2 separate regions of the Homo sapiens genome follow, and region 2 is linked to region 1. A link is an interaction called in ENCODE POLR2A ChIA-PET data of the cell type or tissue named here. Cell type or tissue: A673. All regions are shown on one strand. Each heading gives the region's core, and the rest is flanking DNA. Links, peaks and the distances in the headings are about the cores only.

What was found. Peaks named below come from ENCODE experiments on the same cell type or tissue, not always from the same donor. Only the 100,000 strongest peaks of a DNase experiment are listed, where the experiment ranks them.
Region 2: POLR2A ChIA-PET joins it to region 1 with 5 read pairs; 3 of 35 experiments call an interaction of 5 or more read pairs at or near these places.

What each region holds. Positions count from the first base shown.
Region 1 is chr3:65,936,543-65,940,939 of GRCh38, forward strand. The region is part of intron 1 of MAGI1 (membrane associated guanylate kinase, WW and PDZ domain containing 1); the gene reads right to left. The region is part of intron 1 of MAGI1-IT1 (MAGI1 intronic transcript 1); the gene reads right to left. Among named protein-coding and RNA genes, the nearest start is that of MAGI1-IT1, 16 kb to the right of the region's middle. In A673, for the core only: no CTCF peak of the experiment used is centred there; a DNase peak (open chromatin) is centred at 2,268; H3K27ac peaks cover 2,170 bases.
Region 2 is chr3:65,876,351-65,880,747 of GRCh38, forward strand. All of the region lies in intron 1 of MAGI1 (membrane associated guanylate kinase, WW and PDZ domain containing 1), which reads right to left. The region is part of intron 2 of MAGI1-IT1 (MAGI1 intronic transcript 1); the gene reads right to left. Among named protein-coding and RNA genes, the nearest start is that of MAGI1-AS1, 15 kb to the right of the region's middle. In A673, for the core only: no CTCF peak of the experiment used is centred there; no DNase peak of the experiment used is centred there.

The DNA of each region.
Region 1 (4,397 bases), core at 144-4,143:
CAAGATCACACCACTGCACTCCAGCCTGGGTGACAGAGACTCCCTCTCAAAAAAAAAAAAAAATCTTATGTAGATATATATATATTATATTTCATCAGGAAGGTGGGTACATTTTAATATGTTAGTTATAGAAGAGGGCAATCTCCAAAGTACCTTACACCTTCAAAGTCTCGTGCGGGGTGTGTGTGTATCTGTGTGGTGTGTGTGTAGACAGGGTCTCACTCTGCCATCGAGGCTGGAGTACAGTAGCACAATCACAGCTCACTGCAATTTCAAACTCCTGGACTCAAGCAATCCTCCCACCTCAGCCTCCTGAGTAGCTGGGGCTACAGGTGTGCGCCACTGAGCTCAGGTTCAAAGTTGTTGTTGTTGTTGTTGGTGGTGGTGGTGGTGATGGTGGTGGTGATGGTGATGGTGGTGGTGGTGGTGATGGTGGTGGTGGTGGTGATGGTGGTGGTGGTGGTTGTTTTAATCTCTACCTAATTTTCTCCACAGACAGTATCTCCTCCTGATGATTAACAATTTTGTATAGCTTACCAAGAGCAAACCCTACACCACACCCACTGTCCCAGGAAGAGAATCTCATCAGGGAAATAAACTAGCAATAGACAAGGAGGCCTATGTTCTGAAATCTGAATTCCAATAGCAAGTTATTACTGTTTGAGATTTTGAAGAGCTGTCAAAAGAATGGCAGCCTGACAAACACCTTGAAAACTCTTGCAGCCTATTTGCAGACCTCAGCCAGCCCCACCCTGACACTTCTCCCTTGCCCTTTTGCCTCAGATTTCCAACGCTTGCTAGCTTTGTCTGTTTTGAATGGCCGTGCTCAGTGTTCAGCTACGGAAATCCTCTCCTTCCCCAGCTGGCTCACCAGGAAATTGTTTAGAAGTCAGGTTTTTCCTGGAGGTGGCCCACAGGCCCACAGAGAAAGAGAGAGGTTGTGTCAGGGGCTGAGAGCACTCCCCTGGTGAAGCAATTTGTGGATGATGGTCTGACCACAGGCACCGGCAGCCTCTGCGGTGTGAAGCCATCAGGGTGCATGTGTGTTTGCTAGGTGGCTTGCTTTGGATAAGCACAAGCACAACTGGCTATGCCTAACCTGCTAAATAGAATTTTTAAGCCACTTCTTTTATTTTGTGGGTTTTTTGGGGTTTTTTTAGTTACAACTTAATTAACTTCTGACAAGCAGAAGAGCCACTGCAGACAGTAAGGTTTGACACCAAAAAAAGGGAAAGAGATAAGTAATGAAACTACACCAAAATTAAGTAAGATTTTGCCTAAGGGACATTGTTCTGTTAGATGATTACTCCAGCCCAAATAAGAATTAATCAGGCTATCATTCCGTTTGTTGGAAAATAAAATATGGCATTTATTTTTTTAATGTACTTTTATAAAAAAAGAAAAAGAGACATTATCAGAATCAAGAGAATACGGATCAAGCAATACTCTATTAGGAAATAAATGGCTGACCAGATAACTTGACCTTAAAAAGTATATTCCATATTATGGGTCAATATGATCACTCTTCCTATCAAATCCAAGTGCATACAAGGAAGACAGACTTCAAGCTACCAAGAACATTCTTCAATTACCTAAGCTACAAATAAAAATAGAGCTTCCATGAGAAATAAAGAATTAGGTCAGTGGATAGGAACAGTTTCTTTCCATTTAAGTTAACTAAAATGTTACTTGGGGAAACAATTTTGAAATGTGCTTTAATGTAAATGTTATATTAAATTAATATGAATATTATAATATATTAACATAATTATACTAAATAAATTAATATAAATATATTAAATGAACTAATATAAATATTATATTAAATATATTAACTTAATATAAATAAAGGTCTTTAAGGACCTTTAACAACAAGCTCTGTTCTCACTTATCTGTTCAAGGTGATTCGAGTACTATTAATATTTGCAGGCTGGAGATGGACAAGATGACCAACCTCTGAATGTCCCCTCCATCTTATAAGGACATTGTTAAAAATGACAACCTCCCTACTCGCCAAGAGACTTGACACTTCTTCCTTTTCCGCACTGAGACAGGACAATTTAAAGCCCAGAATAAAATAAATTAAAATAAAGTATCAAGCATGCACCTCTTTGAATGAAGATTTCTCGTAATAAACCTAGGCGGGACATCCTAATTATCTAAGGCCTGAAGATGTTCTTCGGTGTAACAATGACCTAAGATTTATTTATAGTTTTCCTGAGACTCATTAAACATTTCCTGCAATGAGACCACATCACTGAAATCATTTTATTGTGATAGACTGGCAGAGCACAAGGGGAAACAGTCCTCAAAGACAAAAGAACTGGTGGGTGTCTTTGTAGCAGAGGGCAGTGCATATTTTTTTAGTGAGGATGCAACCATTGTAGGTAAACAGCAGGAACTCTCTTCTGATGCTATATCCTGTCCTGTTTAACTCATTAATTTAGGAGACCTCAGCCACTAGAGTAAAACACTAGCACTAGTAATTCGTTTGCGCCCCCATCCCAAAATCAATTTATTAAAATTATATTGCTAAAGAAAAAGAAAAACACATAAACTAGTTTACTTTGAACTAACATGGATTATGCATTAAATGGGCTACTAAGTCATCAATGAAATAAATTCTTTTGAAGTTATTGTGGCCCTACAGTTGTACATGAAGAGTCTTTCTATTTCCCTTTTTTAAAAAAAATGCCTTTTGTATCTCCTGCAGGTTTCCACATTTCTATTCCTATGGGCAGGAAGACTCATACAGCCAAATGTTTAGTCCTCATTATTAAAAAATATACAAACATTTCACCAGCAAGATCATTATTTCATAGTCTTTCATGTTTACACTGTAGGGGGTAAAATCAATAACTCAATGTGAACTCCGCACAAATTACCAACAGCTAAATGTAGATGATGACAGTGGATCTTAAATTACTCATAAACAAACTGAATGAGGAAAAGTATCCCAAAGAAATATTGTCAAATAGCCCTAACGATGGTTCATTTTCTAACTTCAGAAAAAATATTTCAATGGTGAATGTGAAATTATGAGCCCATCTAAGTCATTAAGTAGGAGTGTCATAGGCTATATAAAATACCAGCTCGTACTTCTCCATACTCAGACAGGCCCTCCGATCTTCCCTGGACTGTGTCATCTGCATCTAAAACCCAGTAAGAAAGGAAAGGGAAATCGATTTGGGGAATAAAAGGACATTAGTAGTCATGGTATCAAGTCTCATGAGGGTTTGAGTCTAACAAGGTTTGGGGAGCAAAGCTGACATTCCTCATAGTATTTGAACATTAATAAGCACATTGTGGCCAGCTGATAAATGCTTGTTCATAATATTACTAAGTTTCTGGATTGTTTTACAGTCCCTGGAGATCAAGGAAGAATAAAACAAGAAGGAAGAATCATTAAGTGACTAAAATGAAAAAAATCAAAGAAGAATCTTGAAATATGAGTGTGGCAGAGGCTGCAAGTTGCCTAATTATTTTCATCCCTACCTCTTTAATCCTTAGAAACAGAATTTCTACATCACTGGCAAACATGTGCCAGGAGCTAGGCTAGGCCGCCCTTTAAGAGGGAAAGCAGTGAAGCACTAGAATAACACCCAGGGGAGTGTTCTCCAAACCCTCCTACCTCTTATTCCAAGCAAAGCAGAGAGCGCTTAGGGAAAGCAATACTAGGAATGGCTGCTCAAAGAATTTACTCTGTATGCCACACTCTCACAAGAAATTAGGGGATGTTTTAGTCCGTTCATGTTGCTATAACGAAATATCATAGACTGAGTCACTTATAAATAACAGAAATTTATTTCCCAGAGCTCTGGAGGCTGAAGTCTAAGATCAGGGTTCCAGCACAGTCAGATTCTGCTGAGGACCCTCTTCTGGGATATGGACTGCCATCTTCTCACTGTATCTTCACGTGGCAGAAAAGAAAGTGAGAAAGCTCTCTGGGGTCTGTTTTATAAGAGCACTAATCCCATTCATGAGGGCTCCACCCCTATGATCTAAATACCTCCCAAAGGTTCCAACAGTCCCACTTCCTTACACCATCACATTGAGGGTTATGATTTCAACATATAAATTTTGGGGAGATTCACATTCAGTCTATAACACGGGTCCCATTACTTTTCTACTGAGATTGTTTCCTCAGCTTTAGTATTGGTAACATTCTGAATTTTATGGAACTACTACAAGGAGTAAACAAAATAAATGTAACCAAAGTGCGTATCAGACTGCACAATCCAGAGGCAACCCACAAGGTATTAACCATGATTTAGTTTGTTCATAGCACGTTTCAGTGGAAGATCTCTCAACTCCTCACAAACCCCAAACCTTAAACCATCCCGTCATATTCAATTAGGGAAACTCTAAGAGGTATTACAGTTTTCCTGGCAACTGAC
Region 2 (4,397 bases), core at 227-4,226, 60 kb before region 1:
CCCCCAAAAAAGGCAATATAATTATAGTGTCCTATGTGGCTCAGCTGAGAAATGCTGATGTACTGATACTACTATGTAGTTAGGAATAAGGTAGACGGGAAAAAAGTGTGGGTTTTACGGAGTAAAACAAAATTAAATCCTCAACTTCTTTACCAGGGATAACAGAAAATAACAATAGATAATACCTAAAATTGAAATCACAATAAATATAAATATGAACATATCATTTCTAAATATAGAGGGAAATGCCAGAAGGAACAGCTTACAGAGTTAAAGGTGGTGCCCTCTGTGATGTCACACTGAAGAATGGGCAGCAGTGATATTAAAGATTAATGTTTTTGTGATAAATCTTAAAGTACTTTTGAATTTCTTAAGATTATCTGCATGTATCATGCTTTTTTTTTTTTTTTTGAGACAGAGTCTTGCTCTGTCGCCCAGGATGGAGTGCAGTGGCCCAATCTCAGCTCACTGCAAGCTCCGCTTCCCAGGTTCATGCCATTCTCCTGCCTCAGCCTCCCGATTAGCTGGGACTACAGGCACCTGCCACCACGCCCAGCTAATTTTTTGTATTTTTAGTAGAGACGGGGTTTCACCATGTTAGCCAGGATGGTCTCAATCTCCTGACCTCATGATCCGCCCGCCTCGGCCTCCCAAAGTGCTGGGATTACAGGCATGAGCCACTGCGCCTGGCCTATGCTCTAATTTTTAAGTAAAAATTAAATTAACACAAAACAAAAACCTTATCCAAGTTTAAGCTGGGACTCAAATGCAAGTGTGAGTCCAAATTCCAGGCTGTGATCAACATACTCTGTGGTCCAACTTATGGGACCTTTTCCCATATGGGATTTATATAAACTGCTGTTGGAGATGCCTTTATACAAATTAAGTAGTTTTTGACATAATCACCAATATGAGTCAATGTATGGGAGAGAAGAAATGAAACTCTACAAGGTACAACTCCCTCTTTACCAACAAACACGAAACTGGGATGAGTAACATCTCAGGGCATGGACTTATACAATACTTAGGGCACAAACATAAATGTTGGCAGCCTCCCTGAAAATGTGAGCAGCTCTCAAACACCCACAGATATTTTAATGTGTTTTTCTCCACTTGTATCCACGTAGAGAGGTTCCCCAGAGATGACCTCAATTTGAATCCAGAAGAAGACAGCATGCCTCTAAGACACTTGGAGAAAGTGTCTTAGCTCTCAGACATGAAATCAGTAAGGTAAGAAGAAGGTGGGAAAATATTTTCCTACCAAAACAGTCACCTGTATTTTAGTTTAACTGATTCCCAGGTTCAAGCAATTCTCCTGCCTAAGCCTCCCAAGTGGCTGGGATTACAGACACCCACCATCATGCCTGGCTAATTTTTGTATTTTTGTAGAGACAAACTCAAAAGCTTTCTGATCACTGGAAAAGAACCTGATCATCTATGAGAACAGAACACCCCATAACAAAACAGGAACATGGGGCCAGGCATGTGGCTCATGTCTGTAATTCCAGCACTTTGGGAAGTCAAGGTAGGAGGACTGCTTGAGCCCAGGACTTTGAGACCAGCCTGGGCAATATGGTGAGACACTGTCTCTACAAAAAGTGTTTTAAAAAATTAGTCAGGCACAGTGGCGCACACCTGTGACACCAGCTTCTCAGGAGGCTTAGGCAGGAGGATCACCTGTGCCGAGGAGTTGGAAACTGCAGTAAGTCATCATCACACCACTGCACTCCAGCCTACGTGACAGAGTGAGGTTCTGTCTCAAAAAAAAAAGGAAAAAAAACACAGGAACACGGACATCACAAAACCACACTGGGCTTTGGCAAAACCTCACCTAACACGGTTTCCAGGCTTCAAGTCAAAAGTTGGATATAAGAATGCAGACTTGGCCGGGCACGGTGGCTCACGCCTGTAATCCCATCACTTTGGGAGGCCAAGGCGGGCAGATCACCTGATATCAGGTGTTCAAGACCAGCCTGGCCAATATGGTGAAACCTCGTCTCGACAGAAATACAAAAATTAGCCAGGCATGGTGGTGGGTGCCTGTAATCCCAGCTACTTGGGAGGCTGAAGTAGGCGAATTGCTTGAACCTGGGAAGCAGAGGTTGCAGTGAGCCAAGATTGCGCTATTGCACTCCAGCCTGGACAACAGAGCGAGACTCAGTCTCAAAAAAAAAAAAAAAAAAGAACGCAGACTTATTTTTTTATTTGCCAAAATAAAGAAAAAATAAATTATTATTCTCTACCATCCTCGAATAAGTGTTTATTATACCCCAATATTAGAAGGAAGAAATAAAAGTAAAAGATAAAGCACACCAGTGACAAAATGGATATGTTTCCCACCATGAATGCATATTTCGTTTGTGGCAGTTTAAATATTACACTTTGCTTCAATGCTGTCTGCTGGTTACAAATAGCCCAGGGCCCTGCTCCTGATCACAGCTCAAAGGAAGGCTGCCTGGACTGATTTAACGACCATCTCCAACCAGAAGCTGCCTCCAATTTATCTACGAAACAGGTATAGGTAGGGGAAAGAGCAGAGGTGAGTATGGTTTTCTGCAGTGGGCAGTTTCCTTCTCCAAGGCCTTCCTCCACATCATTCAGCCCGCCTGACTTCCTTTCACCTGCCCCTGCTGCCTGAGCTCCTGCTGGGGGTTGCAGTGATCAAAGTCAATACAAGCCTCACTTTAGAATGGCTTCCATACCATCAATCCACGTTTGAAAAACAACCACCAAAAAGACTTGTGCTCATTGGTAAACAAGAGTATCCCCACCAGGCAGGCCCACAGCCTAATTGGGAGTGACTCAGCTCATCAATGCACCAGACTCGGCCGAAAATTTCTCAACTTGTTGATACAAAGCTAGACATTAAGGTGGAAGCGGAGAGCAAAGAGAAGCATTTAAGTTCGCTGGGAGTCCCAGGGTCCACCATTAAGCCCCCTGTTTTCGGCAATCATTTTGCATTGCTAAGGACAGTGGAAGACCTGGCCCCAATCCACCACAGTAGGCAGAATCTGAATATGGGAGTAAAGGTTCCAAGCAGAGAGAAGTCAGGCGATTAAGGGAAGAAACAGGTCTCTTTAACAATTAAAGCCTACCTTATGATCATGTTATTACACTTGGAATAAATGTTACCTAGGAGACATCATGCTTAAAGCTTCACATATTATAACAACCTTGGGCAACCTGACCACCTGTGACATAATCCCAGCTCTACTATGTGCTGGCTGTGTGTTCTCAGGCAAAGTTCTTAACCTCTCTGTGCTCAGAATCATCTGTAAACTGGGAATAATCATGAGTTCTACAACTCAATTTAGAGTTATAAGGTTTGAAGTTGATAGTCTAGGTACAATACCTGGTACATAGAAAGGAGCAAAATGGTAGCATTATCATTTCATGATGGTTATTATTATTATTCCCACTTTACAGACTAGGAAACCAACCTTAGAAAGAATCACAAATTTGTCTCAAGTCACACAGCTGATAAGTGGGCTGAACTGGGTCTGTCTGATGAACTCTGAAGCCCATTCTCTAATTACCTATTACAGTCTCTCCTCTCCCCTTGTAGTTCCTGCCCTTGTCATCCCTAACAGACACATGGCATCAGCTACTAGAATCTGTGTGATTAAAAAGTTGGGCTCAGTGGCTCACGCCTGTAATCCCAGCACTTTGGGAGGCCGAAGCAGGAGTTCAAGACCAGCCTGGGCAACATGATGAAACCCAGTCTCTACTAAAAATATAAAAATTAGCTGGGTATGGTGGCACACACCTGTAGTCCCAGCTACTCAGAAGGCTAAGGCAGGAGGACTGCTTGAGCCTCAGAGGTAGAAGTTGCATTAAGCTGAGATTGCACCACTGCACTCCAACCTGGGTGACAGAGCAAGACCCTGTCTCAAGAAAGAAAAAAAAAAATAGCCTTGGAAGAAAATTCCTGTAAAAACCCACACAGTAGTAATGATAACAGTAGTAACAGTAGTGCTGGCAGTGATGGCTGCTGTCATCATCACAGTAGTAGCCAAAATCAGTGACCCTTAGCGCATGTCACTGTGGGCTAAATGGTATATATACAACATCTCATATCCCCTGTCAGGAAGGACTCCATGTGTCACAATTCAGCCAAAACATCAGGGATTTGGAAATGGTATCACCAAAGGAGAGCTATATGTTGGCAGGACAATTATGAACAAGAAATACTGCTGACTGGTCCCAAAACAAATATCTTTATGACAGATGAGGTGGGAGAATCAGCATATGAAATGGCCATGTCATAAAAGTAGCATTCCACGCTTCAAACTTGAGGAGATAATAAACGGCTGACAACTAGATTCCACCGGGAGAACATCCTCACTAGCCCATCACAGCAGCAAAGGCAGGGAAGAAACACTTTTAAGTTTTATTCA